Regions from separate parts of the Mus musculus genome. Here regions 2, 3, 4, 5 and 6 are each linked to region 1. The links are chromatin loops, found by intact Hi-C in ENCODE. Cell type or tissue: heart. All regions are shown on one strand. Each heading gives the region's core, and the rest is flanking DNA. Links, peaks and the distances in the headings are about the cores only. Region 1 holds the start of Resf1 (retroelement silencing factor 1). Region 2 holds the start of Etfbkmt (electron transfer flavoprotein beta subunit lysine methyltransferase). Region 3 holds the start of Amn1 (antagonist of mitotic exit network 1). Region 4 holds the start of 4732416N19Rik (RIKEN cDNA 4732416N19 gene). Region 5 has its middle 22 kb from the start of Gm38930. Region 6 has its middle 8.9 kb from the start of Etfbkmt.

Evidence for each region. A loop is a pair of places that touch in the nucleus more often than their neighbours do. Peaks named below come from ENCODE experiments on the same cell type or tissue, not always from the same donor. Only the 100,000 strongest peaks of a DNase experiment are listed, where the experiment ranks them.
Region 2: a loop joins it to region 1, with 2.7 times the contacts of the local background. A loop is called at or near these places in 8 of 42 quality-filtered maps.
Region 3: a loop joins it to region 1, with 4 times the contacts of the local background. A loop is called at or near these places in 19 of 42 quality-filtered maps.
Region 4: a loop joins it to region 1, with 8 times the contacts of the local background. A loop is called at or near these places in 2 of 42 quality-filtered maps.
Region 5: a loop joins it to region 1, with 2.2 times the contacts of the local background. A loop is called at or near these places in 3 of 42 quality-filtered maps.
Region 6: it touches region 1 in a loop (5-fold over the local background); 9 of 42 quality-filtered maps call a loop at or near these places.

What each region holds. Positions count from the first base shown.
Region 1 is chr6:149,306,924-149,311,857 of GRCm38, forward strand. It overlaps Resf1 (retroelement silencing factor 1), which reads left to right and starts at 2,491. Exons shown (of 5, transcript NM_026054.3): 1 at 2,491-2,981; 2 at 3,399-3,454. In heart, for the core only: a CTCF peak has its summit at 2,549; a DNase peak (open chromatin) is centred at 2,578; H3K4me3 peaks cover 2,531 bases; H3K27ac peaks cover 2,094 bases.
Region 2 is chr6:149,138,754-149,143,687 of GRCm38, forward strand. Etfbkmt (electron transfer flavoprotein beta subunit lysine methyltransferase) reads left to right here and starts at 2,760. Exons shown (of 5, transcript NM_001252095.1): 1 at 2,760-2,951; 2 at 3,853-3,962. In heart, for the core only: no CTCF peak of the experiment used is centred there; a DNase peak (open chromatin) is centred at 2,778; H3K4me3 peaks cover 1,682 bases; H3K27ac peaks cover 1,669 bases.
Region 3 is chr6:149,186,852-149,191,785 of GRCm38, forward strand. It overlaps Amn1 (antagonist of mitotic exit network 1), which reads right to left and starts at 1,861. Exons shown (of 7, transcript NM_001113424.1): 1 at 1,755-1,861. The coding sequence starts at 1,792. In heart, for the core only: a CTCF peak has its summit at 1,952; a DNase peak (open chromatin) is centred at 1,920; H3K4me3 peaks cover 2,001 bases; H3K27ac peaks cover 1,815 bases.
Region 4 is chr6:148,212,155-148,217,088 of GRCm38, forward strand. It overlaps 4732416N19Rik (RIKEN cDNA 4732416N19 gene), which reads left to right and starts at 134. Exons shown (of 2, transcript NR_015615.1): 1 at 134-276. Ergic2 (ERGIC and golgi 2) reads right to left here and starts at 220. Exons shown (of 14, transcript NM_026168.4): 1 at 1-220. In heart, for the core only: a CTCF peak has its summit at 2,836 (motif pointing right); no DNase peak of the experiment used is centred there; H3K4me3 peaks cover 744 bases; H3K27ac peaks cover 661 bases.
Region 5 is chr6:149,372,463-149,377,396 of GRCm38, forward strand. No RefSeq gene overlaps it. Among named protein-coding and RNA genes, the nearest start is that of Gm38930, 22 kb to the left of the region's middle. In heart, for the core only: a CTCF peak has its summit at 2,909 (motif pointing left); a DNase peak (open chromatin) is centred at 2,939.
Region 6 is chr6:149,130,185-149,135,118 of GRCm38, forward strand. No RefSeq gene overlaps it. Among named protein-coding and RNA genes, the nearest start is that of Etfbkmt, 8.9 kb to the right of the region's middle. In heart, for the core only: a CTCF peak has its summit at 2,288 (motif pointing right); no DNase peak of the experiment used is centred there; H3K27ac peaks cover 1,114 bases.

The sequences.
Region 1 (4,934 bases), core at 302-4,301:
AAGGAAGTCTATCGGGGGAGTCTACTGATTTAGCAAAAAGAGAAATGGAAAGGGGCATGACTCATGCTATGTTTGGGCCTGTCAGAACCCTTCAGCATTTTCTAATTTTTTTTTTCCCCGTTTCTTTGGTTGAGATAGGGTCTCTTTGTTTAACCCTATGTAGGCCAAGATGGACTCATTCACTCACAGAGATCTATCTGCCTGTTTCTCCTTCCCAGATTCTGGGATTAAAGGTGTATGCCACTAAACCCAGCAGAGGGTGCGTTTTTCTTTCAAGTACTTTGTAGAACATTTTGCCATTTCATTTGCAGATTGATAATGAGGTCATCAACAGCTTATCTTTGTTGAAGCCTGCCCCCACTAGCTGTAGCCCTTTTTTTTCCATGCCTATCAGCGATTTCATATTGTTGCTAATAATATTCCTGCCAGTCATTAACACAAAAAAATAACTTGACTCAGAGAAAGGTCATGCTGAGCACACATCCTGTTATGTTTGTTAATCTTAAGAAATTCCACAAAACTTTAGGTAGGACCTGTTAAATCAAAGGTCAATATGGATTGTCATGTCTAAAATGGCTTGTCAGAGATGATCACCAAGCAGTGCACCTTCGTGCACCTGAGTTTGAGCTCACTGTGGTTTTTGTGGCTGACATTGAAGAATGCTACTAATAATCCAAAAAGTTATGATTATAATACTCATGTTATCTCAAATTTCACCCGTTTGTAAGACCCCCACCCTCGGTCAGTGATACTTACTTCAAGACAACTCCAACACTGAGACAGATAGATGCAAAAAGCAAGAGGTTTATTTTCTGGTGCGATGGGATCGACCTTCAATTAGTCTCTCAAGGAGAGTGACTAGAAGGTGACTCTGAACAGCTACTGCAGTTTTTATACTTTTTAAGGGCACAGGTTACATCAGAAAGGTTACAGTTCAAACTTATTGGCTAACCATATTGACCTTTAAATCTATTGGCTAGAAAGCATGGGTAGATCATGACGTGCATTTGAACTCTATCTGGGACTTTCCAGAGGGTCAGGTGACTATCAGTCAGTACATTCTGTGGTTTTTCTGAGAATTGTTTACTCAAGAAAGTTCCTGTGGGTGGAGAATGGAATTTGACTTGGTCTTGACCTCAGGTGGGAGGGAGAAGCAGAAGTGGGGAGAGGGAGTGTAAGACTGGCAAAAGCCCTTAGGGTCCTTCATGTTCACCACCCATGTACCACCCTCTGTAGAAATCATAGTTTTAGGGGTCAAAATGAACCGACCAAGTCTACAGCTGCCAAAACAAGATTAGCAGTTCTCAGAAAAATAACAGTTCTCGGAAAAAGTCTCCTGCCCCACCTCGCACTAAATTCCGAGAAAAAACACAAACTGACCTTCTTGCCAGAATTCCCTGAAACATTAGTAGCTGACCAATGAGTTTTAAAATATACTGCTGCTTTGCTGACCCATCATAATATGGCTGTCCAACCCTCCACAAAATGTATAAAGGAACTATGCTTTCTGAGCTCTGGGGTTGACCCTCCCTGCGACGTGTCAGAACAATAAACCTCTTGCCATTGCAGCGATCTGTTGTCAAGTTGTGTTTTTGGGCTTGCGCACCCAGGGTAAAGCCTCGGAGGTCTTACACCTCCATTCCTTACCTAGGACCAATCAGCTTAAAAGTTAGCTGATAATACTTTGCCTAGTAAGCCTACTGCTTCCCTTCTTGCCCATTAAATGTTTTGTTATTTTCCCTATAAAAAGCCTACCCTGAGAGCAGACTAGGAATATAATTATGTTTCTGAGTTCTTTTTGCAGTCCTGAAGGTTTATTAATAGGGTAAGTGTTCAGTAAGTTGCTTAACTGGATCACTGTTCATATACTTTTGTTAGTATATGAACATGAATCTCTGAAGAATGATATCCCAGACTCAAATACTATGCAACAGCAAACAGCATTTATTGAACAAATTCCTGCACTCAGGAGCCCAATTCCATCAGGCCAATTCACTCTTTTCAGTTTGTGTGGCGATTCCTGAACCCCAACAATATATTTCCACTGGCCCTTGACGTTTCACTCCAGAAGCCCTTGTAGAAATATAGTTTTAGCAGTCAAAATGACCAGACCAAGTCTAAAGCTGCGAAAACAAGATTAGCAGTTCTCGGAGAAATAACTATAACAAATAATAACAGTTCTCCTGTCCCGCCTCGCACTAAATTCCAAGAAAAACCACAAATTGCTCTGACCTTGCTGCCAGAATTCCCCCGCGACATTGGTAGCTGACCAATGAGTTTAAAAATATTCTGCTGATTTGCTGACCCATCATAATATGATTGTAAGGCCTGGGGGTCTTACACCCTCAGGTGATTCTCATATAAATTCTAGGTGCAAGGCTGAGCTTTTTTCTCCCCTCAGACTGTAGAAGGCACACCTGCCCGGCACTAGGACCGCGGCCCTGGTGCAAGCGCTCGGGGGCGGAGTGGGGACCCAGCTGGACCCGCCCCAACGAAGGCTGCCACCAAACCTCTGCGCGCTCTGCGCTTGGCAGAGGCCTCGTCCCTTGCTATTGGCGTGTAAGCACCCGCCGGGCGGCAGGTCTGCTTCGGATCGGGCTTTTGTTCGGCCCCCTGGGCTCGGGGCTGGGTTTTCGCCACCTCTGTCCCGGCGGAGGGGCGCCGCCCGGGTCCTCGCTGTACCGCGGGGTCGCTGCGCGCCGGGCGGGCGCGGTCTGAGGTTGTTGGCCCGAGAAGCAGGCGGGCTTGTTGCAGCTAAGCGTCCCTTCCGGTTTCGGAAGGAGAAGCAGAGCTTTGTTTTGTTTTTCGGTTTCTTTCTGTCTCGGTCTTCCGCTCCTTGGCCCCCCTGCGACCCAGCGGAATTGCCTTGCGCTCCGCCTTCGAGCGCCCAGGCCTGTGTGAGCGCCGCGGCCCGCAGCATCTTGGAATCTGTTTGCATTTGTGGTACTTAAGAGTGCCTTCCTAGAAAAATGGAAAAACAGGTAAAGTGGGTGAGCTGGCTTGCATTTCAGTAGGCCAACTACAGAACTTGCGTGGGGATTTAAATTGTCTGCTGGGTGTGTTACAGTTAAGGGGAATCTTAAGTTTGTTTCTTGTTACCATTCAGATATACTAAGGTCTTAGTTATTGCTCCACTCAGCCCCCATCAGGTTCTCTTTTATCAGTCCACTAAAATTACTAAAGAAGTATTTTTGCTTTGGTATTAAAGGGCAGTAGTGGACTTGGAGAAGCCCGCTTGAATTCTAGTGGCAGGGAATATTTTGAGAGTAGCCTAATTCAGTAGTTTTGTTTTTAGCACAATTGAAATAAATTCAGTAAACTTAGTATGGTCTCAATGACACTGTAAGGGAAATGTACTAGACCTTAACTCTTGCTTTCTTGTTTCTTGATTTTCATAGAATTAGAGGCGTGAATACCTTGTGGAAGAGATTAAAAGGTAAAATTGTATTTACAGGTAAGTTTGCCTTTTATAAAGCCTATCCTGGTTCTACTGGATGACTATTTGCATTGTACCGTGGACTAACTTATTTTAGAATAAAGAGTATCATTGAATCAACACTAGTTAAACCTACAGAACTTGCCTAGCATGTGCTTGCCTTCAATTTTTGCATTTGGGAGACCAAGTCAGACAGATCTTTGAGTTAAAGGCTAGCCTAATCTACATACCAAATTTCAGTTTAGCTAGGACTGCATAGTGAAAGACTCAAAAAACTATCACCAAACAAAACTGTCACAGATCCAATGGGACACAGTAGATTTGATGGCAAAGCTTAAGAAATAATGTTGTTGGTATGGTACTTAACAATTTTATTTTTTGCCTTCATGAGATAGAGGAGAGATGATTTTTGCATTTTTTGTTTTGTTTTGAATTTTGGCAGTGTTCGAGATAGAACTCAGCCAGATTGCTACCCTGGAAAAGATTATGGTAGCTGGTGAATTAAAGTTACCTAGGCAGAGGCTAGCTCTTATTTTTGGTGGGAATGTAGTACCAGGGACTGTTTCTTATTTATTTTTAACTTGTTTTAATTTATGTGCGTAAGTGTTTTGCCCACATGTAAGTGTAGTTTTGTGTGCTTGGTGTGTAGAGCTCAGAAGAAGGCCTGGATCCTCTAGAACTGGAGTTACAGGCAGTTATAGCCACATGTTAGTGCTGGGACCACTTTTAGGGCCACAACTATTGAGTCATGTCTTTAAGCACTTATACTTAGTGATCTCTAGGGTTCCAGTCCATGACCATAAAACCTGTTAGAAAGCCTTTTCTGCCTACGAGGGCTATGGTTCCTACAGTGTAAGGAACAAGATAAAGAAATGATACCATGGATGAATGTAGCCATGGAAACCAAGCCTAGAGTGTGTGCATGAGTATGATAAAGTTGAAGTAAGGTGAACTTCCAATGGAGTAATGTGTGAATGCTTTAATTATTATTGGTTAAGTGTAGCTTAAATACTCCTGTCTGGCCACCGCAACTCACTCTAGGTTTGGTTTCCATGGTTACATTCATCCATTGTATTGTTTCCTTATCTTGTTCCTTACATACAGTTATGTTACTTGGATTCAGGTCTTGCTTGACCCCTCCAACTTGGGTCTACCACTTACTGTAAAATCTCAGAAGAATTTTACTTTCCTGCTTAGCTTCTCATCTGTAAATGGGATAACAGTAGTACCTACATTATGGAACTGTGGTAAGTTACAAGGGGGAAGCAGAGACAGGCAAATCTCTTAGTTCCAGGCCAGCCTAGTCTACATATTGTGACCCTGTCTAAAAAATCATTCCCAAACAAAACCAGCCAGTCAACCAACCTCTTAGATACTCTTTTTTTTTTTTTTAAAGACTTAGTTATATATAAGTACACTGTAGCTGTCTTCAGACACAGCAGAAGAGGGCATCAAATCTCATTACAGATGGTTTTGAGCCACCATGTGGTTGCTGGAT
Region 2 (4,934 bases), core at 303-4,302, 170 kb before region 1:
CTGAAAGCTACTCATTATGAACCAGTCAGCAGCTGGACTACGCTCCTCCATAGTCTTCCCTTTGGGCCAGACTGAGGGCTATATGATCTCCCCCACAACAACTTGTGTAATTGTAAGTGGCTTTTGTGTGCTTGTGTAACTTTTTTTCTTCTTATGTAATCGTCATCTCCGGGGCTTATTAACTGTCTGCTAATGTAGGCCTAGTCCTGGAAGCTTCTAGCCTCTCTGTACAATCTTATCTAGGCCTAGAATGTTTTCAGCCTCTGTCTTAAGGTTTCCATGGCTATAAAGAGACACCATGACCAAGGTAACTCTTATAAGGGACACCATTTAACCGGGGCTGGCTTACAGTTTAGTCATGGCAAGAAGCATGACAACAGGCAGGCAGTCATGGTGCTGGAGGAGGAACTGAGAGTTCTGACTAAAAGTTTGATAACCAGCAGAGAACTGTTTTTCAGGCAGCTAGAAGGAGAGTCTCAAAGCCCAGCCCCACAGTGACATACTTCCTTCAACAAGGTCACACCTCCTAATAGTGCCACTTCCTGAGCCAAGCATAGTCAAACCAACACAATCTCTGATACTTGCTGCTGAGTTTTCATCGCAGGAAGACGTTCCACCTTGCTGGCAGGATCAAAATTGAGTTTCTGTTTCCAGGCCCCAGGTCCCAACTCCTGTCCTTATTCAGATGTTTCATGTTTGTCTGTTAACCAGTAAAGAATGTTAAGAAGGGAAGATGCTGCTATCCTGTTATCTAAACTGAGGCACACAAGTCATAAGTGTGCTGCCTGTCTTGACTTAATTGACTACATGCTGCTTGCCCACTTCTTTATTCCTCTGTCACCCTAAATTTCAGGTCAGAGTCCAGGAGGTGACCTGGCTGCAAAGGCTGACTCAATGACCCTGAAATCAGGTGACCTGGATAAGGCCTAGTCATCAGTGTTAACCTCCTCATTTAATCCCTTGTGTCAAAATATGATTGGTCAATGCAACAGTCCTCCCATTATCAGAAAGGAGCATACCATTCATTCGAGGCAAAGGATAATACATTTGGGGCTGTTACTTGGTATAATGGTGGTGTTCTCCTTACAGGCTCTTAGAGATTTTAGTTATGAACAGCTGGGAAATCATTAAAAGGAAAGCACAGGGCCCTGGACTAAAGGTTTAGCTCTGGTAGAACTATATATCTATCATGAAAGGACAGGATGAGAGGGTAAGTTATAAGTACAGATCTATCTATCATCTATCTATCTATCTATCTGTCTGTCTGTCTGTCTGTCTGTCTAAGGCAAGGTTTCTTGGTCTAGCCTTGACTGTTCTGGAACTGGCACTATAGACCAGGCTGACTTTGAACTCACAGAGATCTACCTGCCTCTGCCTCCTGAGGGGTTAAAGGCATATGCCACCACTGCCAGTCTCCGATTTTTAAAAATTCCTCCAACCCTCCCAACCCCCCATTTTTGAGATAGGATCTCACTAGGTCTGGGACTTGCTATGTAGATCAGGTTGGCCCTTATCTTACAGAGCTTCACCTACCTATACTGGCTAAATTCTGGGATTTGAAGCACATGTCACTACATCTGGAACTTTAAATTTTTCATTTTTAATTATGTGTGTCTGGGTATGTCTTCGTACATGAGTACGAAGTACCCAAGTAGGCCAGAGATATCAGATCTCCTGGAGCTGGGATCACAGGAATTGTGAACCACCCTATATGGGTCTGAGAAGAGAACTCAGATCCTAGGCAAGCACTATACATGTTCAACCACTGAGCATTTCTCTGGCCGCTAAATACAGATTTCTAAAGTTTGTATTACATGTATGTATTCTGGTGTGTGTGTGTGTGTGTGTTGGGGGTGATAGTCAGAGGACAGTTCTTCTTTCCTTCTACCATGTAGGTCCTGAGAAACTCAGGTTGTTAGGCTTGGCAGTGGGCCTCTACTCATTGAGCCACCTAGATAGAGTCCAGGTTTTGTTTCCCTTCCCTTCCCTCCCCTCCCTTCTCCTCTCCTTCCCTCCCTTTTCCCTTTCCCTTTCCCTTTTTCCCTTTCCCTTTCCTTTTGAGACCGTGTCTCATCTATCCCAGGCTAACTTCTAACTTGCTGAGTATGACCTTGAACCATCCTCTCCTAAGTGCTAGAATTAGAGATGGATCCCAGGGTCTCATGCTATATAAACATTCATAATAACTGAGTTACATCCCCAAGCCCCAAATCAGATTTTGACCAGGCATCTGAAGAACATTTTTCAATTTGTAAATTTAGATACAGCAACATGGTTTGCCATTTTCTTAGTTTGGGATGTTTTTCTTTCTTGTACATCATAGCAGATTTTCGGTAATGAAGGTGAAATGGGTTAATTTTGAAGTCTTGAGTTGAGGGGCCAGTGGAAAATTTAGTCATTAGAAAGTTGGATATAATAGATCCTGAACCTACAGGCTGAAAACAGTCTTACGTGTGACTTTATAATTATGACACACCGCAACTGAATGTCATAAAACTTTACTTGCCACTCCAGGTTCATACTCTTAACAGTATGCTTGGCATACAGTGCTAGCAGCATAAGTCCAGCAAGAGGTTTTAGAAATCAGAATTCGCAGACATGGCTCACACGAGTTGTGCAATTGCGCTTCATTCAGGTCTATAGGGTCTGACCTGAGGAGTCGCCAGGTTAGGGCTTCGGCGTTCCCAGTTGCCTTGGGAACCGAGGGACATCCAAAACAAAACACAGTTCGAAAGAGGGCGGAGCCGGTGCGTAAGCCCTTCGGTCCGGGCGGCCCCGCGTTCCGCGTCTCATTGGTTCCAAATTTCGCCGCCTTCACGTACCCACTACGCTGTGTAGTTAGAGCCACGGGCTCAGTCTTCCTCTCCCGAAAAAGGAGACCTACCGTACTTGTTTTTTTTTTTCTCCTGCACGTGAAGGGCGAGTTCCACTTGCTGATCGAATAAAGTCAGGTAAGGCCACAAGGACTGCACTACCCTTTAAAGTAGACTCCTGTCCTTTGTTTTGGAGGAAAGTAACGTGGTCACAACATTGTTTGGAGTTTAACCTTTTTGTTTGCTTGGCACAGAGTCTCAGGTTGTAGTCTCTGGGCTGCAATGTAGCCTAGACTGTTTCGAGTTAGAGGCAGCCCTGCCTTACTTAGCTTCCCAAGTAATGAAATTAGAGAAATGCCCTGCACTGTTTGCTTGTTTACGTACTTTATCTGTGTGTGCACGTGCGCCTGTGGAGGCCAGAATGTGTCTCCAGAAGCTAAGACATTGGAATCTGTGGACCTGTAGAAGAAAAGCAGCTCTCTTAATACCCGAGCCTTCTTTCTAGGCGGTTGGTTAGTTGGTTGGTTCGGTTCGTTTATTCGTTCATCCATCCATCCGGTCTGTCTGTCTGTCTTTTTGTAAAGTAGTAGTACAGGGAGGCAGTCCTACAGTGGGCAGATAGGAAGAGGGGCCATGGATGGGTAATAAAGGTGGAAAACTTTAAAGATGGTTGGCTTTTCCTCACCCACCTGACCCAAGACCAAAAAAAAAAAAGCCTGGCAATTTAAAAAGCCTTGTAGCTTTTTCTCCTTCCCATGCTGATGGCCTGGTTCAAAAAGTTCAAAGCCAGATCAGGGCAGTTTTTCAACCATTTTCTCATTCTTCAAAGTGACTCACACTAAATTAGGGGAGGAAACCTCTTCAGAGACTTCAAAATCAAAAACAACCCGTCCCCCCAATTCTCAAGAAGGGACTATTTTCAGCTACCCTCTGCTTTGCCGAGGAGGGGCTTTTTCTCTGCGTTTGCTGCATGTGTGTGTTTCTTTACCCCAATAAAAGCATTTCTTCAACATCTGATTCTGTCTGCTTCTGTCTTCAGGTTTTGATATTTCTCCACTGCTACCTGTTGAGCTCAGAAGTTTTTAAACTCTTGGCAGAGAAAACTGAATCCAATCAAGAACCTTTAGACAGTAATGCCAGTTCAATCAGGTATTACCGAGTACACAGACAGGGCTGACTTGAATTCTTATCATTGTTTCCTTTTTCCATGGAGATCTGCCTGCCTCTGCCTCCCAAGTGCTCAGATTAAAGGCCAGGAGTTTACTATTGTGCCCAGCCTGATGTCATTCCAGTAACATAATTTGAGTACCTACCTAGATTGGCTTTATAACTTCATAACCAAACTGCCAGTGCTGGGAAGACATGGTATCCTAATACACAGTAATTCCCATATTACTCTGCTGTAAACCTTAAAGCTCATATGGTAGAGTGCTTGCCTTGAATGCATGAAGCCCTGGATCTGACCCAAGCAACAATAAACCTTGGAGGGAGGAGGAACACTACAAATTTGATGTCTGTTTGGTCTACATAGTGAATTCCATTGCAGCCTGGGCTATGGTATAAGTCTATATTTTATTTGATGGATATGCTTTGCCTGCATGTGTATAAACACACTGTGTGTGGTGTGTGTGTGTGTCTGCTGCCTGAAAAAAGCCAGAGGAGGGCACCAGATCCCCTGGAACTGAAGTTATGATTGTGAGCTGCGTGTGGATGCTAGGAACCGAACCTGGGTCCACTGCAAGAGCATCAGGTGCTCTTTAACTGCTGAGCCATTTCTTTACATGCAAGGCTATCCTAAGACCAAAACAAACAAAAAGATATACCTTATTTCATTTCATGAACATTGTTATAAAAATAGTATGCCTGTATATTTGTGATTATGAATTACTGAAAGGATTTCACAGGAAAAAAAAAAGTGGGCCTGGAGAGATGGCTCAGCGGTTAGGAGCACTCACTGCTCTTCCAGAGGTCCTGAGTTCAATTCCCAGCAACCACATGGTGACTCACAACCATCTGTAATAGGATCTGATACCCTCTAATGGTATATCTGAAGACAGTAACAGTACTCACATACATAAAATAAATACATCTTAAAAAAAAAAAAAAGCCAGGCAGTGGTGG
Region 3 (4,934 bases), core at 299-4,298, 120 kb before region 1:
ATAGAGGCAATTCCTCAACTGAGGAACTTTATTTGTGGTAACTCCAGCTTGTGTTAAGTTGACACACAAAACCAGCCAATATACCAGAATAGGTAGAGTCTTCTTTAGCCTCTTTTAAAGCAATGTAACCAACATGTTTTAGGGCTTCAAATTCTGGCCATCTGAGAAACTCATACCTGTGTCAAGCAACCACAAATTCTGTTTACAAACACACACACATTCTTTCTTCCCTTGTGCTTGCATACACATCCCCACACAAACATATAATAAAGGTATTGAAGGGTATTGAGAAGGGAGGTGTCAGTTTCCTAAAACAGCATTCCGGTAATAGTTACTTCTCAGTACCTACTGTCCTTTTCATTCAACAATCTCTTGTGAAAACCTTAAAAGCATTTCAGTATTCTCACCCTTTGTAATGGCTATAAGCTTCACATTGGACATCTCATTTAGTTATTTCCCTTTAGAAAAGCATCCATATTGTTCTGTGGTATGGTAACAATATTGTCAAATTGCTTTCTGGTAAGTCAGCTTTAAGTTCTATCTACACAAACAATTGTGGCATACTTGCAATCCCAGAACTCTATGGGTACAAGCAAGAAGGATCTTGAAGTTCAGGGACATCCTTTGCCACACAATGAATTTCTAGCCTGTTATGCTACATGAGACCCTGTCCTCAAAAAGCCAAAGCCAAAGCTGGTGCTGATAACTCAAGTCTATAATCTCAGCATTTGGAAGGCTGGGGCAGAAGACTCAAGAGTTCAAGGTTAGCCTGACATTGTGGGTCTGAGGCCAGCCTGTGCTACATAAGATTCTGTCTCAAAACAAAAGGGTTGGGGATATAACTGAGTTGGCATTATGCTTGCCTCGGGCTCAGGAGGCTGAGGTAAACTGGGAATAATATAGTGTGTGTCTGTAATCTCAACATTCAGGAAATGAATGAAGAAGGATCAGAAGTTTAAAGTTATCCTTGGCTACACACACAATGTGTTCTAGGCCAGCATAGGCTACATGAGACTGTCTCAAGGAAAAATAAATAGCAACAAAACAATACAGAAGAAAAAGCTGGAACTTAGGCAAGAAATAACATTTGTTTATGTACTGTTAAGTCAACAACGGAACCAATGTAGTCTTTGTAGTTTCCAATTGTTAAACCATTCCTGCTTTTCTGTTAATAGTTTTTCTTTCTAAAAATAGAAATAACAAGTAATACTAAAGCCTGCCTCTAACTCACTATATGGCTGAAGAGCCTTGAACTTCAACTTGAATTCTCAAGAAGTGTTTGGATTAAGGGCTTTACATATGTTAAGCTGATTCTTACAAAGACTCCTTGAGACAGGTACTAATACGCGATTTGCTTGGGTATGCGTGTGTATTACAACATTACCCCGTTAGCTTCGAATTTGTGGCAATCCTGTTTCAGTTTCCGGATAGCTGGGATTATAGGCGTGAACTGCCACGCCCTACTGTTATCCGAATTTTAGAAAGCTCTCCTGTACAATCGGGAGAGATTGTTACTGTTCATGGTCCCAAAGCTAGCGAGTCACGCCGGTATTAGTGGAGGTTTGTTGGTCCAGCCTGGCTCCAGGTTTCTTTTGTTCTGCCTTCACCCTCAACGCCCACCTGAGACAGGCCATCGGGTGGAGCCGCCAGCCCCACGGTGCACCACAGTCCTCAGAGACCAGACACAAAGCCGGGACAAGGACTAGGAGCCAGCAGGACGTGAGGGAAGGGACTGGGAGCTGGGGCGGACTCACAGTTCCAGGAGCTGACTGACTACTCCGGACAAAGGCATCGCGGAAGCCCTCTTAAGCCTGGACGGCAGTTGCGGCCCTCCACAACCAACTTCCGGTCGCGCAGGACTGGTAAACCTAAATGACGTCACAGAGTTGGACCTGGGGCGTGGCCACATTAGGAGCGGAAGAGGAAGTTCAGCGCTCTCTCTGGGCAGAACTGAGGGCTGCTCAGAACTAACTGGCACAAAATGTAGAGGCATCCAAAGCGGGAGCAAAGCCCCCTGGGACTTGTAGTTCTTCCTGCCCGCTATTGCCAGTTACTGCTTCTCCTGCCCAAGAGTCGCCAGAAGTCGCTGTCCAGGCAAAGGCTAATGGCAGGTCACTGCTTTTGCTGGTGCGATGCCAGGTCCCATGAAGCAAACCAAGTCTCTAGTCAGATACAGACACCGACTTCAAACACGGGGTTTACAGGACTGCAGTAGTCATCTCCACAGAGTGCGCCTGAAGCAAGAGCTGAACCATGCAGTCCTGGGTCATTCCAGGAATGGGACATATTAAGGCCTGTTCCGTTTAACATGACTAGCTATTTTGATTTTAGTCTCCATATTGCTCATAAGGTGAAATTAAGTACAGGTTCTCAGATTGTGCTTCCTAGAAGTAATTATTCGTAGCTGACATAACGTTCTCCATAATACTCATGCTCTGTTAGCTCAATACTCTGGAAACCCCTAACTACCACCTTACCCATCTCACTTAGTACCAGTCAGCTTAGAGGGCAGCTCATAATACTGATAAGACTAAGCGACTCTGATCGAACCCTGAGATGGCTCCAGGAGAGGGTATTAGGCCTCAAGGGAGAATTTCTCGCTCCCGACCCCAGGACGATTTCGCAGAAATGACTGACAAAACACTTCTCAGAAAAATCATACAACGTCCTGGCTGAAGGCCACCTGGGCCCTCTGGGGAACGAAGTTACTCTCCCAGGATGATCTGATATTGGCCCAGCCAATCAGCCAAAAGGTCAGCCTAACAACTTATCACCAAGGGCTTAGGTGTTGTTACTGTAATAGGCTTAAAAATGTATAAAAGGTGCTTGTATGTAGGGTCGCCTCCGGTCTCTTGGTCTCTTGCCTGAGAGACCGCTGAAGGTCGATCCCAGCGGACCAGAAAAATAAACCTCTTGCTTTTGCATGGATCTGAGAGTCTCATTTCACTTCGGATGGGGGGGCGGGGGTGTGTGTCTCCCGGCAGGTAATGATACTCTGGGGCTTTACAATGTCTTCTGCACTTGGTTTTCCTATAACCAGTCTGCCCTAGGTAGCACAGTCTGGTTCCCAAGTCCTTTCTATGTCCCTAATCGATAAGCCTGAATTAAGTAGTCAATAAACTTTCATCATATCTGAGATTAGTGTCCAAGTGGTCAGCGTGTGGCTATTCATGGACCCCAACAGGTCATATTCATTATAATCCTTCTAAATTGAAATTCTTTGGCCTGTTTTTCAGATCAGAATGTTAAGGTCTGAGAATTTGGGAATAATTCACTATGAAAACCAAGTTCCAGGCAACACAATTTATTCATAAAACTAGTATATCAGGGAAACAGCTGGGTTCAGAATTCAAACTGTCAGTGGGACAGGGCAGGGCAGGGCAGGACAGGGAAGGACAAGACAGAGCAACCTTTTAAAACAAAACCAAGCCGGGCAGTGGTGGTGCATGCCTTTAATCCCAGCACTTGGAAGGCAGAGACAGGTGGATTTCTGAGTTTGAGGCCAGACTGATCTACAGAGTGAATTCCAAGATAGCCAAGGCTACACAGAAAAACCCTGTTTCCAAAACAAAACAAAACAAAACAAAAAACAAAAAAACAAAAAACCCAAAAACAATAGTAACAAAACCAAAACACAAATTAGGTGAAATAGGGACATGAATAGAGGCAACTAACTGAGTACACGTATACATTGTATCTTTCCAACTGGATTCATACCTGGCACCTTAAGAAGTGGGTTATTATCCATCAAGTACCTCAGATGGCTTCCTGATAACTTGGCTTGGATAGAGACCAGCCAATCAAAGTTTCTTTAGCAACTTCTGGGTTTCAGACATGGCATGTATGGGTGATAACCAACAAAGCATAAGTTGAGATATATATTTCAAGTTCATGTAGGACACCTGGGGCCAGAAGCAGTTTCTGGAAATTCAGTCATTTCTTAGAATCTAGTTTAGTACAAAATGGAGACGATATACAAGGTGGAGTCCCTGTAGCAAGGAGGCCCTCAGCAAGAGCACTCCATACCAATACATAAACTTGGTAAGAATGCCACTGTGGAGAAGACTGGGCCTTCAAAAAGGATCATGAAGGGACCTGGCTCCCCTAGGTAAGACTGACTTTCTTTCTCTCTTCTTTCTTTCTTTCTTTCTTTCTTTCTTTCTTTCTTTCTTTCTTTCTTCCTTCCTTCCTTCCTTCCTTCCTTCCTTCCTTCTGAAAGACTCTGAAAGGAGCCCCTCGCTCAGGCCTCAGGACAATAGCGGACACCCAAGAACTCACGATAGACCAAGCTTGATGTAAACCACATGATGCTTTATTGGGGAGGGGGGGTGAGCCAGAGCTCTGGGGACAACTCATATCCCACAAAGGGGTAGAGGAGTCGACCTCGAGGGGAAAGAGGTCCCAGTTTTTATAGGCCCTCAGGGGGGAAAGGAGAAAGGGGAGAGTAGGGGATTTCCAGATCTAAACAATGTCTATTCTCAAGAAATGGATATGGGAGGGGTACGAGGAAAGAGTCTGGTGCAGGTGTAGCAACTCAGGATTGGCCGGGCTGTGGTTGCTGGGGAGATTTTCTGACTCTTTCTCAGCAACCAATATCACAAACACCTGGCAATGGGCTTCATCAGTGGGCACACACATGTGTTCAAGGAACAGTCAAAACATTGGCAGACACACGGGTTCAAGGAGTGGCCAGAGCACTGTGCACCTCTATTTTTCTAAATCAGTGAAGCTAGTTCTGCTAACACTGACATCTATCTTGCCAATTTCAGGGCTTCTGTGACCTTTTACATTCTGTCAGGATCTTTCACTTCCTTCCTTCCTTCCTTCCTTCCTTCCTTCCTTCCTTCCTTCCTTCCTTCCTCCCTTTCTTTCTTTCCTTTCTTTTTTTTTAAGTTTTATTTATTATGTATACAATGTTCTGCCTTCACAGCCAG
Region 4 (4,934 bases), core at 408-4,407, 1.1 Mb before region 1:
TCAACCTGAAAGGGGCGTGGCTACGTGGAAACTAAGTGAAAATAGGAGGCCGGTCCCTTTCCAGGAAGGGGAAGTTACCTTCCGCCTGACCCCGAGACAAACCGACTGGAACGGCGCTCCGCACTACAGACCGGAAGTGATCACCAGCCACCTTAAGGCGCCGGCCACACTGCAGCTCAGGTGGTTGAGAGGCCTCCGGCTTTGCGTCTTCATTTATTCCGGTCTACAACACCTAAACCTCCCTTGTCGGGCGTGGAGAACGGTTTCGATTATTCGGTCAGTGTGCTTAAGGATTCCCTAAAAGTAAGCTACGCAAGAAAGCCCGACAGTGTGTGCTCATGGCCCTTCACAGCACAGGACGGAATAGAGGGGCTTTGGAAAAAAAGTTGGCTCCGAAATGCTGGAGAGGAACCCACTCAAGCTCCCGTCCTACCCATTTGCTACCAAATTTTACAGGCACGCGTTGTGGTTTAAAAACAGTTTTAAGGAAAGCGTACTTATGACGAATGTCTACACAGAAAGCACTGTTTTCTCTAATCTTCACAATACTATTGCCAAGAAATACCACTATTTACTTGGTTAGTAGGTAAGGGTTTGAGTTTTAAGAGGGAGGTAAAGAGTAGTTAAGAGCTGTCAAAGAGAAACAGGCTGGGAGATCTTGACTACAGATTGACTGTGTGTATACTCCTTTACTGAAAAGAGACCCTCATCCTTCAAACCAAGGACAAATGCATGCACTCTGGTGGCAATTTAATCTCCAGACTTTCAAGACTACTCCAATTAATCATAAATTCCTATTTGACTTAAGGTTCGTGGATAATAAACACAGCCTCAAGCCAAGATTACCTAAATTAAATATCCAATCTAACTTGTTAATATCGTGACTTTGAGCATATTGCATTTCTTTGTATCTCTATCCCCTCATCTGTCAAATGGGCATAATAATGTGTTGATACATGTCTAAAATGCAAACTTACCTCACTTGTAATCTATCGGCAGCTCCTCCCTGTCGTCTCCATACCCAGGTCTACAGTGTATAGGCTGTAGCTTGGATAAAGGCAGGACTGTTGTTCATTTAGTTACACCTGATCCTTTGTCTCCAGGGCACGTTTCCTTTAGAGTAATAACGATCCCCCTGAGAGTTGGGTTTCACAACATAGCAAAACTAAATAATTTGACCCTGCTATTTTTAGAAAAACAATTTTAAAAGCTAACAAGCATAAAAGTTAATTTTTCCCGAAGAGTGAAACTTCTTAACCAATGAATCAATCATTTAGCTTCTCTGGTTTTCTTTAATGCTTCTCTTTCTTTGCTTCGTTTTGTTGTTTTGTCTGGTGCTTGGCATCAGATTTGGAGCCTGATACAAGTGAAGCTGTACCACTGAACTACATTGCCAGGAAGACCTGCCTGACTTTATAGGTTAATTTTCATATTATTGGTGGCATAATATATGGGAAACAGTCTGCTTTTTAGAGACTCCATCCCATTATGTTTCATTTATTGAAGAGAGGTTTAGGAGTAGGGTTAAAATGCTCAAACTATATTTTTATGACATCCTTTTAATTCTCCGTAGATTGGGGACAAGCTTTAGCTAGTTAATAACAAAAGAGAAACTAATATTACTCTCTAAGGTTCACATGTACCTCAAGTGGCTTTTGTGTCTTATTCTTTTTTTGTTGTTTGTTTTGTTTTTTCGAGACAGGGTTTCTCTGTGTACCCCTGTCTGTCCTGAAACTCACTCTGTAGACCAGGCTGGCCTCGAACTCAGAAATCCGCCTGCCTCTGCCTCCCAAGTGCTAGGATTAAAGGCGTGTGCCACCACCGCCCGGCATGTCTTATTCCTAACCCAAATCTATTCTTCTTTATATATGAACATCACCACCAGCCTCAAATTTGATTGGATCACAGTCTTCTGTGTTTGTTTCTTCTCCCTAGCTGCCAATCTCAGTGTTGTTTGTCCTGAAACTGTTGCCCAGCTTCTCAGCTGTACATAGAGCCTCTTTATCACAGGCTTCAGCTAGAGGTGACTACTAATTCTCTATTCATATTTTGTATTAACTAGTTTTTATTTGCCCAGACAGACTTTACCTATATCCCAGGCTGATCATGAACTTGGGCAGATCTTCTGCCTCAGCTTCCCAAGGGATTACAGGTGTGTGAAGTAGAAACTTATAGTTTCTTTGGAAAGTTAGTTATGTCAAATGATGTTTTGCTGGGGCACTCAGGTGAAAGGATGTCTTGCTAAAGCAGACATAGATGAAAGGATGTTTTCCTGAAGCAGACACAGGTGAAAGGATATCTTGCTATATAGCAAACATGTGGAAGGACCTGAGATGAAGGAGCATAAATGTGACCCCACAGGTGTGAGCCACCACACTTTGCTCTGAACACGTTTTCAACATTGTCATTTATGGGCTTCTGCCATTTTTTCCATGTACCTACTTGGAGCTTGAAAATCTGAGTTTTCTTATTTATATGAATATGTAGGTCCATGATATTTCAGTAGTTCCCAACTTTATTTTTAATCTTGGGAATTGTTTAGTTCCTTTCAGCTTTTTGAGATTCTCTGATAAGATATTGAAATCTTTCTGTATTTTCCTTAAACTCATCAAATTTCCTTTAAACAATGATCTCAGCAGCTCACTGGGACTTTGCCCATGCAGGTTACTGCCTGGACAGTTTCTGGTCGAGTACTTTGAGTACTAGACAAGCTCAGGGTTCCCTAAATGCTCTTGGTACAAGCTGGTATGACACATGTGCTCCCAGGGGTCAGATACTGAGCCTGTTTGTCCTGAGGGGGATGGTTTTCTCTGAGCTGGTTGTCACTTCCGTGTTTTAGCACTAGATGGCGACCAGGTTCATTCAGCTTTGCCTGTTCTCACTGTTGCTGTTTTTAGACACGAATCAACGCCCAGATTTGTTTCAATACATTTCTTGGAGTGTTGTTTAAAAGGAAATTTGAGATCTTGAAATGACCTGCCCCCAAGAAATGCTTGACTATTAGGGTTAGATGCCTCTTCCATAGTCTGTGGTTAGAGTCTGCTGGATTCTACCCTCTTCTGGGCACAGCCACCATGGATAGATTCTCTTTCATTGTGTGGTCTTTTTGCTCTGATGATGATTTTCTTTGTTGTACATAATGGTTTTTTAAATTAGTTTTGTATAATTCCATTTGTCAGTTTTTCCTGTCTTGCAGCTGTCAACATCTTGAGGGTTCCTCCATGGTTTCCCAGTGGTTTCAGAACTTCATGTCAACTTCATGCTCAATGACTTTCATCCATGTGCTGTAGGATGAGCTGCTGGTCTCAGAGGACAAGCTCCCCACTCCCCCCTGACAGTGCAAGGAGGTCTATGGGTTGACTCATAGCCACCCTGCTGAGCCCAGCGTGGGCCACAGTCGTTACCACTTTTAAAATCTGTGACCTTGGGCATGTTCCTTCACCTCACGCTGTGCCTCAGTTTTCGTTTACATAATTTTTTGAGATTATAATGTAATATGTTACTCAATGGGGATTAAGCCAATTGATGTTTATAGCAGATCATAGATATTTGTTGATTAAAAGCACAATGTGAAAGCAAGGTGTTAGGCTGACGGTATTTCAATACTAGAAGGACTTGTTGGCCATGAGAAGCCAGCACACGGTCCTTAACATGCCACACTAAATTAACCTAATTTCACTTTAGAAGATCTAATTATGAGGTGGCTGGGGAAACAGAATAAAGTTAATGAATTCCAGCTTGAGTAAAACACTTAAAAGTGTCTCATGATGCCTGTATAAGCAGAGAGAGGAAAGTAAGTCGATAATTTGACAGCTAGGAAGCCATTAACTATCAGATGGTGAAGTGGCTGTGTAAGGAATGTTAACCTCTGGAAATGTATTGTTTTTTTAAAGTTTATTTTTAGTTATTATAGGAGAGAACTCGAATGCAGTTCCCTCCACTATCACAGACTATACTGTATAGTTGAGTTTACCACATTTGGGAAAAATCTTAGGCCAGCATATCCAAGTGCAGTGGCTAAGCTTCTTGCTGGGAAAACACCTCCTGATCACAGCATCTTCATCTCTCCCTCTCCCTCCCTCCCTCTCCCTCTCCCTCTCCCTCTCCCTCTCCCTCTTCCTCTGTGGGTGTGGGTATTTATAAATGTGTGGGAGGGAGGGAAGGAGAGAGAGAAAGCACAAGCAGGCACACAGGAAACAGTGGAAACATTTAGAAAGTGGAGCCTTAAGTAAGAAATCCACCTGGTCCTTCCACCTTGCCATCATGTAAGGATCCATCATAGGTCCAAGAGATCCTGGACTGAGGCCTCCAAAACCTATAGGTCCCCTTACTTTCTCTGTTCATCTCAGGTACTTTGTCACAGGAGTGAACTGGTGACTAATAAAGTTTCCTTCCCATCATACTAGAGAGTTACAGTCACTCCTAGTTTTTCTAGTAGATTTCTTCCTGCTAGTGGACTGGGTCACTCAGGGACCACCAGAAGTAAGTGCTTTAAACCCTTTCAGCCTGCTTCAGTGACCCAATGAAGCAGAGGGTATCCCCTTGCAGAGGATACCTTGTTAACCGTCAACACTGAGTATGTGACTCCAGTATTGAGTAAAAACCCCAACTTTCTCTTTAGATATATAAGAGATAACCCAAGGCTTCTTAAAAACAAACAAACCAGGGTGAGGACAGATGCTTGGCCTTATCAGTCATCATCTTCTGTAGAAGGAGCTGATGCAAATCGTGCATACTGATGTCTCCCCATTCTGGGGATGTTGGAATTCCCCTTTCTAATGGTGCTGCTCACAAAACACTGGTTCAACCCAGCTCTTCTGGTGACTGAGGGACCTCGTGCCAGATCCTTGGGCACTCAACCTAGAGAAGTCTGTCCTTGTTCATCACCGTTGGCACTGGAGGGCGATACCCTAGAGGACCTTGCTTCCTTTCAT
Region 5 (4,934 bases), core at 509-4,508, 66 kb after region 1:
TCCAGGAAATTTTCCCCTATGCCCATGTGTTCAAGGCTCTTCCCCACTTTCTCTTCTATTAGTTTCAGTGTATCTGGTTTTATGTGGAGGTCCTTGATCCACTTGAACTTGAGCTTTGTACAGGGAGATAAGAATGGATCGATTTGCATTCTTCTACATGCTAACTGCCAGTTGAGCCAGCACCATTTATTGAAAATGCTTTTTTCCACTGAATGGTTTTAGCTCCTTTGTCAAAAATCAAGTGTCCATAGGTGTGTGGGTTCATTTCTGGATCTTCAATTCTATTCCATTGATCTACCTGTCACCGTACCAATACCATGCAGTTTTTTTGTTTGTTTGTTTTTGTTTGGTTTCTTGCTTTTTGTTGTTGTTGTTGTTTTTAAGACAGGGTTTCTCTGTGCAGCTCTGGCTGTCCTGGAACTCAGGCTGTAGACCAGGCTGGCCTCGAACTCAGAAATCCGCCTGCCTCTGCCTCCCAAGTGCTGGGATTAAAGGCGTGCGCCACCATGCCCAGTGCATGCCTCAATCTTGAAGCTATTGTGGATAGTTATGTAGCTCATATCCCTGGTCCTCTGCAATTAGATCTTGATCTTTGTCTTAGGACCATCAACTGTACCATCACCTATGACAGCTTTAATAAAAGCAACCAAGTGATTTAGAATGTAAGGGCCAAAGGTCAGAATAAGGAACAAAATGATCAGAAGTCCTAACAATGCAGAAATCAAAGTAGTAAACCAGGGGGAGCTGTTAAACTAAGACTCAAACCAGCTCTGTCTCTCTTCTCTCTTCTGGCTGGCTAACCCTTCTCTCACCTTGGCCATTGAATCTTTATCCCTGGAATGGTCTCCAGTATGTGCTTCCAGATGTTTCACACCCTCAGGTAGTGAAGAAATTGTTGGCCCCCTAACACTGATGGGCCTGATACTGGCTTCTCCCATCTTGGGGATACACATATATGGGGGTTTCTCACAGGACACTTCAATTTTGGGTGTCTGCACCCTAAGCCCCACCCTCCGTGGCCACTTCTGAGGCGCAGTTTAGATTTACAAGTCCCTCGTCCCCCACATTCAGGCAATCCTTCTCCCTGTGCCTCCAGGGCAGCAACACCCCTGAAGTCAAGGCCTACCACTAAATCAGGGATCAAAGTCAGGGTCCAGCCACCAGATACAATGTGGGTAGTGGACCAAGCCACATCACCAGTGGCTGGGAGCACCTGCCAAGTCACCCTGGTAGGGTTGTTGGGGCTGCTGAGACTCAGTGCCAGAAGACACACCATAGCCGTCTCATAGTTTCTCTGGCCTTGCAGAAGGGTGTTGCTTGGGTGTCTGCTGCTATCTAGTTGGTGTCAGGCGCAGGTGCTGATCTGATTGAACCCAGGCAGTTACTCCATCCACTTTAACGGAGGTGGGGTGGTCAGCAACACCAGGGATTGTTTGCTTCTGAGTGTTCAGCACAGTCTCTTAACATACACCCAATCTCCACCTTGGAACTCTTGTGGAACCTCTGGGGTACCTGCATCATACAGGGCACTAAGTTTAGGCCACAGTTCCAGATGGCTGATCTGGGAAGCTTGCAATCAAACCATAAGATCCTTGTCAGCCTGAAAAGTCACTCTGGTGGGGATCAAGAGCCAGGGTCAAGGGAGTGGGTGTCCCATGCAGGATCTCAACAGGGGTCAGGTTAAAATGGTAGGGGGTGTTCAGGGCCAAGGGGAGGGGCACCAACCAGTCAAAGCCAGTCTCCAAGGTCAACTTAGCCAAGGTCTCTTGTAGGGGTTCTGTTTATTTTCTCTATCTGCTTTGAGCTCTGGGGACAGTACACACAATGGGGATTCCTATTAGTCCCCAATATCTCTGCCAATCCCTGACTTACCTTAAGAGACAAAAGCAGAACCATCGATTGTCCAATCTAATTACCTTGGGCACTCTGAACCTCTGGAAAATTTTCTTCTAATATCTTCTTAGCTACCACGGTAGCTGTTTCCTGCTTGGTGGGGAATGTTTCAACCCATCCAGGGAAAACTACACCTGATGGGTGTTCCCAGACTGGTATAGGTTTCTTTACAATGAGGGTCATCAGATCATACAATTGATGCATGATACATCTTTGTAATCTAGTCTTAAGACATGGCAGTTATGTAAATCTCAAGAAATGTAATTTCTTGGGTCTATTTTTATGACTAGTTACACATTACAATAAATAAGCTAAGCTACATGAGACTCCTTGCTAATTGCCAAACTACCAGTACAGAATGACCACAAATTCTTCACAAGAAATTTCCATAAAGCTTAGTTTCAATAGTCCCCAACAACTTATTATGTGTGTTAAGATGAACTAGAGGAGAAAATCCTGAAGGTTTTAAACAGTGATAAGCAAGCAAAAATATTAATTACTCTAATAGATTTGTATAGACTGTAAACCTACAGATTTTTAAAACCTTAGCTGTGTCATGTAATGTTTTCTTGGAAGTTGTCTTGTGAGAAGGTCATATGATGTTTTTCTGGAAGCTGTCTTGAGAAAGGTCATGTGATATTTTGCTGAAAACAGATACTTGAGAGGGTGGTGGGTGGTGGTGATATTCAGAAAGAATATAAGTAGAACCCTGAAGATAGTGAAAGGAAAAGCATCATGTACCCTCCCCCAAGACAGCGTCCAGAAAAACATCATGTGACACCACTGAGTTTTTTTTTTTTTTTAATGAAACCAGAAACTTTCACTTCAATTCTGTGCTTTGTAAATGTGTATAATTGTTTAAATTTTTCAGATAACAAAGATTGGGCCTGACAGGATCTTTTTACTTCTGCTTTCCATCGGCTCAGTATGTGGTTAGGAGTAGGGATCTACATGTCACTTCTTGCCTAGTGTTATGGTTGAAGTGACCTCTCAGTTGTGGGACACTGCTGCCATCAGGTGGTGATAGTCACTTAATGACTTCTGATGTGAAGAAACAAATCCTTTATCAGATTCCAGAGACTACCAGTCAGAGGTGTGCACAAAAAACATGAAGGCTCAGCATGGTGGCACACACCTTTAACCCCAGTGCTTAAGAGTTCAGAGGCAAGTAGATTTCTGAGTTCAAGGCCAGCCTGGTCTACATAGTGAGTTCCAGGACAGCCAGGACTACATAGTGAGACTCTGCCACAAACAAACAAAAAGAAAGAAAAAAATATGGAGAAGCAAAATACAATACCAGAATTTCTACTTCCTTTCATTTTTATAAAAAAAAGGTCAAGTAATTGTACTAATATTGAATATATCAGTTGTGTTCAGAATTCTTCATCCTGAATGAATTCTAAGTTTCCGCTCAGTATCACCTTCTCAGGGAAACGTTGAAGCCTCATGCTGTTATCAAGCTTAGAGGCCACAGCCTGTACCCCAAACCAGGTTCAGTTATCGGTCCTCAGTGGGCCAATTAAATGAGTCAAATTAATAGCGGAAGTCAGTAAGAGAAGATTTATTAAATATGGCCATATTGGAAAGATAGACGAGACTCTGTAATTCTATGTCTTAGGGTAACTATTGGTGTGCTAAAAACACAATGATCAAAGCAACTTGGAGAGGAAAGGGTTTATTTGACTTACGCTTCTATATAACTGTTCATCATTGAAGGAAGTCAGGACAAGAACTCAATCAGGGCAGGAACTTGGAGGCAGGAGCTGATGCAGCAGCCATGGAGTCATGCTGCTTACTGGTTTGCTTTCCCTAGCTTGCTCAGCCTGCTTTTTTTGGTTTGTTTGTTATAGAACTGGACCCTCCAACATTGTCTTAGTTAGGGTTTTACTGCTGTGAACAGACACCATGACCATGGCAAGTCTTATAAAAAGCAACATTTAATTGGAGCTGCTTACAGGTTCAGAGGTTCAGTCCATTATTATCATGGAGCATGGCAGCATCCAGGCAGGCATGGCACAGGCAGAGCTGAGAGTTCTATGTCTTCATCCAAAGGCTGCTAGTGGAAGACTGACTTCCAGGCAACTAGGGTGAAGATCTCATACCCACACCGAGAATGACACACCCATTCCAACCAGGTCACACCCATTCCAACAAGGCCACACCTCCAGATGGTGCCACTCCCTGGTCCAAGGATATACAAACCATCACAAACATCAATCACTAGTTAGGAAAATGTTCTACACACTTGCCAGAAACTTGAGCTTATGGAAGCATTTCCTCAGTTGAGGCTCCTTCCTCTCCCATGACTCTGCATTGTGTCAGGTTGACTTAAAACTAACCAGCACACCCCCTAAATCTTTGGGGTCCTGAAATGAGATTAAAGTTAAAATAATGAACCAGGGATATACAAATCAAGGTATGGTTCTGTCTACTTCAAATATAATAATGTGGCCTCATCTCATGCCTACAAATAATTCTCCCCAGAAATAGCATTGCTCTCCACACGTAGGGGACAGTTTTATATTTCTGGAATCCTATTCTGGTTAAGGTGGAGGGAATGGGCAGATTTGCATGAACAACTTTGTCATTTGGTAGGTAGGATTTGGGGATACTAAAAAATAATAGAGCAGTTTCACAGTACAAAACTGTTCCCCAGTCTAAGTAGTTATTCTAGTGCCCTTTTCATATTTGTGAAAATTAAAGATCTGGCTTTAATCATAACTTTTTGCTGAGTGTTAATAAAATATTTTCATAGTTTTACTAAATGTTGAATTCTGGAAATCTAACCATTGTGAATACATAGGAAAAAATAACTCATGGTTCAGGATTGTGCTTAGTTCACATTAATCTGGAAAGTCATTATTCTGGGCAAGGGTAGTAGTGATTATTTATAATATACACCAATGTTATTAGCCCTCAAGAGGGTGAGACTGGAGATAAGAGATTTTGAGGACAGCCTGGGTTTCAAAAATGCCCAAACTAGAAACAGCAGCAGCAGCAACAACAAAATAATTTCCCTGAAGGAAACTCTGTCATGGCAG
Region 6 (4,934 bases), core at 500-4,499, 180 kb before region 1:
ATTTCTGAGTTCGAGGCTAGCCTGGTCTACAGAGTGAGCTCCAGGACAGCCAGGGCTACACAGAGAAACCCTGTCTCAAAAAACCAAAGAAAAAAGAAAACAATACTATGGACCCAGTTCTTCCTAGTTTTGCATGGGTTCTGGGGACTAACCAAAGTTAGGTTGCCAAGTTTCCCAACAAGCAGTTACCAATGAGCCATCACTCTGGTCCCACACTAGAAATTTCTAACCTTTCTGGTTTCAGTGATTGAATAAAAATGAGAGTGGTGTAGCCTGGCCATGCCAAGATGTACCCTTGAGAAATGACACCAAACAATAAATCTAGTATAAGAGGCTTATTGGGGGAAGAGAGATGAGGAAGGGATAGAGGCAGGCACACAAGCAGAGAAAGAGAGAGAGGGAGAGAGAGAGAGGGAGGGAGGGAGGGAGGGAGGGAGGGAGGGAGGGAGAGAGAGGGAGAGAGAGAGAGAGAGAGAGAGAGAGAGAGAGAGAGAGAGAGAGAGAGAGAGAGGCTGGAACCACCTTTTATCTGCAGAACATGTCTGGGGCAGCAGGCAGCAGCAGATGATGACTGATGCTAGGTCCCTGAGAGCAGGCAGCTAGATCACCTGTATACACTCAGAAAGAGTAAATGAATCTGCAGGTTTAGGAAGACCGTAAGTTTGATCATTCTCCAGTGAAATAAATCAATTATATTGTGAAAATAAGTGGAAGGCTCCTGAGAAGACTAGGTTGACTTCATAACAGGCTTCAGACTGGCAGTTCAGGAGACTAGGTCTAAATCTTTAAGAACGGGGTAAGTCCAGGCCTCAGAAGCTGCCCTGACACCTGGCGGGAGGCAAGGACAATGGATCAGTGTAGCTTTCCAGTGGCCATGGAGAACTGGGTTTACCTGAAAGGGGGGCTGGAAAAGGATGGAGTTCGAGAGAAGGAAGAAACCAAAACAAGGTTCTGATCAAGGCTCAAAGTTTAACTCTGCAGCTCCAGTTTAGAAAGGGAAAAACCACAAAACCCATCCTTTGTTTCAGCTGGATTATGTTGCAAAGCAGGCTCAGCGGGCAGTCTATTCTTCTAAATTCCTATAGGAAATTGCAGGTGCAGCAAGTCAGAAGACTCCATCTGGGTCGTTAAGCCCATTGTGGCAAGCACTCCAGGGCTGTTTACCCTGCTCTGGGCTGGGGGAAGGGCACAGGTCAGCAGCAGTTTCTAGACTTCCTCACAACAGTTTCTAGATTTCCCCAGCAAAGGTTCTGGAACATCCCTAGAGATAAAGCCCGCTGTAGAGGTCACCTACCCATCCCAGGAATTCCCCTAATGTGCTTTAAATCCGGCCTTCGAGCTCACTTCGGGGTCTCCAACTTGAAATGGGGGACCCCAGCATGCTGGACTTCTGCAGAATAAAACAATCTTTGCTTTTATATAATATTTGAGTCCTGGTATCATTCTTCTGAGGAATGCTGAGTGTAGGTTTCTATTTATTTGATAAGAATCCAGTGGGGTGGGGATGGGGGCGCTGGAGAGATGGCTCAGCAGTTAAGAGATTGCTCTTCTGAAGGTCCTGAGTTCAAGTCCCAGCAACCACATGGTGGCTCACAACCATCTGTAATGAGATCTGGTGCCCTCTTCTGAAAGTGTCTGAGGACAGCTACAGTGTACTTACATATAATAAGTAAAAGAAAAAAGAAAAAAAAAAAAAGAATCCAGTGTGGGTTGGACTCAGGCTGCCATCTTAGGACATTGCTAACAGTACTGCCATTTGGAGGCCTGTTTTGTGACCTAACAATCACGAATTTGATTTTGAGATAAATTTAAAGTTTTTATTTTGAGATGGGATTTTGCTGTGTTGCCAGCCTAGATTTCACATCTCCATCCTTGAGCCTCAATCCTTCTGTTGCTAGGGGTCTGCTTTTCTTTTTCGGGAGGGAGGGTGTCATTGTGTTTGTTTTTGTTTTTGTTTTGTAGAGGGTAAACCAAAGGGGGAAGGGTGGAAACTGCAGTTTAGGGGACAATTGTAATAATTCAGGTGAAGCAGTGCTTACCAGAGGGAGAGGGAAAGAAGAATGTGTTTTGGATGATACCAAATTGTTCTTAAACATTAGGGCTTATCTATCAGTCACAAGTATTTTTGCCATATCTACAACTAAAGAAACATGACAGCATGTAGTAATATTATCGGTGAGAATCGTTCTTTATACACAACACACTATTTCTGTTTTGGTTTGGTTTGGTTTTTGTTCTTAATCTTTTTAGGTAGGAATTAGTGATCATTAAATTACATTACCACTGGGTGGCACCACAGCATCGGTTAGCTAAAGACTGGGCTGGGCTTAATTCTCTCTGCAACAATGGTTTTCAGGTTTGAGCCTCTGCAGTTCAAGTGCAAAGTACAGACAAGGAATCAAATACAGGAAATTCACAGATGCCCTCAAAGCTGGTGTTAGAGACTTGTCATTAAGGCAATTTGTTGGAGAGAGAAGTTGGAAGAATGAAGCTCTAGAAAATCAAACTTCTTGGGGGAGTTGGGGTGGGGTTTATTGTTGGATTGCACATGCAATCACAGTTCCTTGGATACAACTTAATTTATCCATTGCTTACATCTGAACTCTGATTTGTAAAACTGAACTGTGGAGAGATGGCTCAGCAGTTAAGAGCACTGACTGCTCTTTCAGAGATGGTGGTTCACAACCGTCCATAATGGGTATCTGATGCCACCTTCTGGTGTGTCTGAAGACAGCTACTGTGTACTCATTTAAATAAAAATAAATCTTAAAAAAAAACTGAGTGATTTATTAAAAATACAGTTACAGAGGCAGGTGGATTTCTGAGTTCGAGGCCAGCCTGGTCTACAAAGTGAGTTCCAGGACAGCCAGGACTATACAGAGAAACCCTGTCTTGAAAACCCCCTAAAAAAGAAAGAAAGAAAGAAAGAAAGAAAGAAAGAAAGGAAGGAAGGAAGGAAGGAAGAAAGAAAGAAAGAAAGAGAAAGAAAGAAATATAGTTACAAAGCTATTCATTGTAAAATTATAGTATTTATCAAATGGTTGATTTATAAGCAATTTTACCGATGTGAGGATAGGGCAAAAGCCCCAGCTCTCACAATCCCAACAGGAAGGCTCCACATCTCATTCAAATATAACAAATAAAGGAAACAATAGGGTGAAAAGCAGAGACTTATCAATGTGTCTACATTGGGAATGAAGGAAAAAATTAAAACAAGCTAGTGTCATAGTTTATGTTATAGAATTAATGTGCTTTCCCAGTAAGAAATTATTCCACATATTAGAAGTTAATAAGGAAAAGATACAACTGGTTTTAACTAATGCACAAAAAGGAACCAGTCTTAAACAGAAATTGTTATCAGTTTATACATTCTACATATGCTGGCATCCTTAAATCTCTTTCTGGACCCAGCCCTTCGTTACAGTTTGAACAATTTAAACAGATTCAAGAGACTGAAAGTCTGGCTACTTGAGCAGAAGAGAGATTTACACAGCAAAGATACTGTCAGAACTATTTAAATACCTCAGTTTTCTTTTCAAATAGATGTTACCCAGGTTCATCTTGCATACCTGGCAGAATTTGCTTTTCCTAGTAAGAGCACAGACTAGGTCTTCATGATGTCTGTGACTCCCTGCCCCAGTCCCGCCCCAGGTCCATTATAGGCATGTTCTTTGATATAGGAGTGAGCCTAATTGTCAGTTGTAAATCAGGGTTGTCGGTTTTTTTTGGTTTTTTTTTTTGTTTTGTTTTTTTTTTTTGTTTTTTTTTTTTTGTCTTGGGGAGAGACCGTAATTGGAGGTCAGTCTTGGCAAACAAACATTAGCAGGAATGTTTCCTCAGCAACCCTAAACTTCAATTATGCTTTGAAGTTTTCTTTCTTACAGTTTCTAACAAGTTTGGAGGCAAGGCTCCTTCAGCTAAATTCTACTTTGTTAATATTTCCTAAGCAAGTTGATTAATAAACCTTTTACAGCACAGCTCTATTATTTCAATTTTTCCTGCAGCAAATAAGTTTGCCTAGAGAATATTAAGTAACACAAAGTAGTATTTAGCTAAAGTTGCATTGTTCAGTAAAAACCTCAGGCTGTGAGGAATCTGTGAAGAATTGCCTAACCCCAGCCTGACCTTTCTGCAAAGCTAACTCACCCTGTTCCCAGTAAAAGCACAAAAACAGCGGCAACTTTATATATATATTTGTCCCTCAGCCCTTCTAAATTTACTCAAGCGTCATCCCTCAGAAAGGTTGTGTTCACTTGCTGTTTTTATCAAGCATTGCCGACCAGGACTGCTTGCTCATTAGGCCTATTTCCATTTCAAAAGGAGCATGTTTTTGCTTGGCCGTTCAGAGATGACCTGGCTAATAGCCTCTTATCAAGAAAAGCATAACTCTGCCAGAGAGGCAGAATGACCCAGGTTAACTGCAGCCCCAAAGTGCAGTTCTGGCCTGGACTGTTTCAAGATAACTATGACAATTACCCATTTGTCCAAATGACCAAAATTTGCAGGTTTGTCTCTGTAAAATATCATGGGAGACATGAGAGCCAGTCCTAACCTGATGGCACTGTGTTTCTGCCCAGAAATGAACTTCTCTATCCCAGTCATTAGAGTGCCCAGATCTGCGTAATAATTTACACAGGTCCCCAGGATAACTAAAGGAACTTAATGTGGAACCAGACATCCAATCCTTAAGGGCCACTGACCTTTTTCTCTGGAATGCCTGGGAGTTCCTGCAGGGGAGATAAGAATAGGATAATGGGCCCTGAGGTATTAACAGCTGCCTTTGCTTCTGTAAAACCTGTTTATTGCTGTGGGAAAGGAATGAAATGGTCTTTTTATTACTGTATAGTGGGAAAGTAAGAAACAACTGAGGGCAGTAAAACAATTCTCCTGCCCAACTATGGATTCCATGGATTATTGTGAAAGACCCCGGAAGG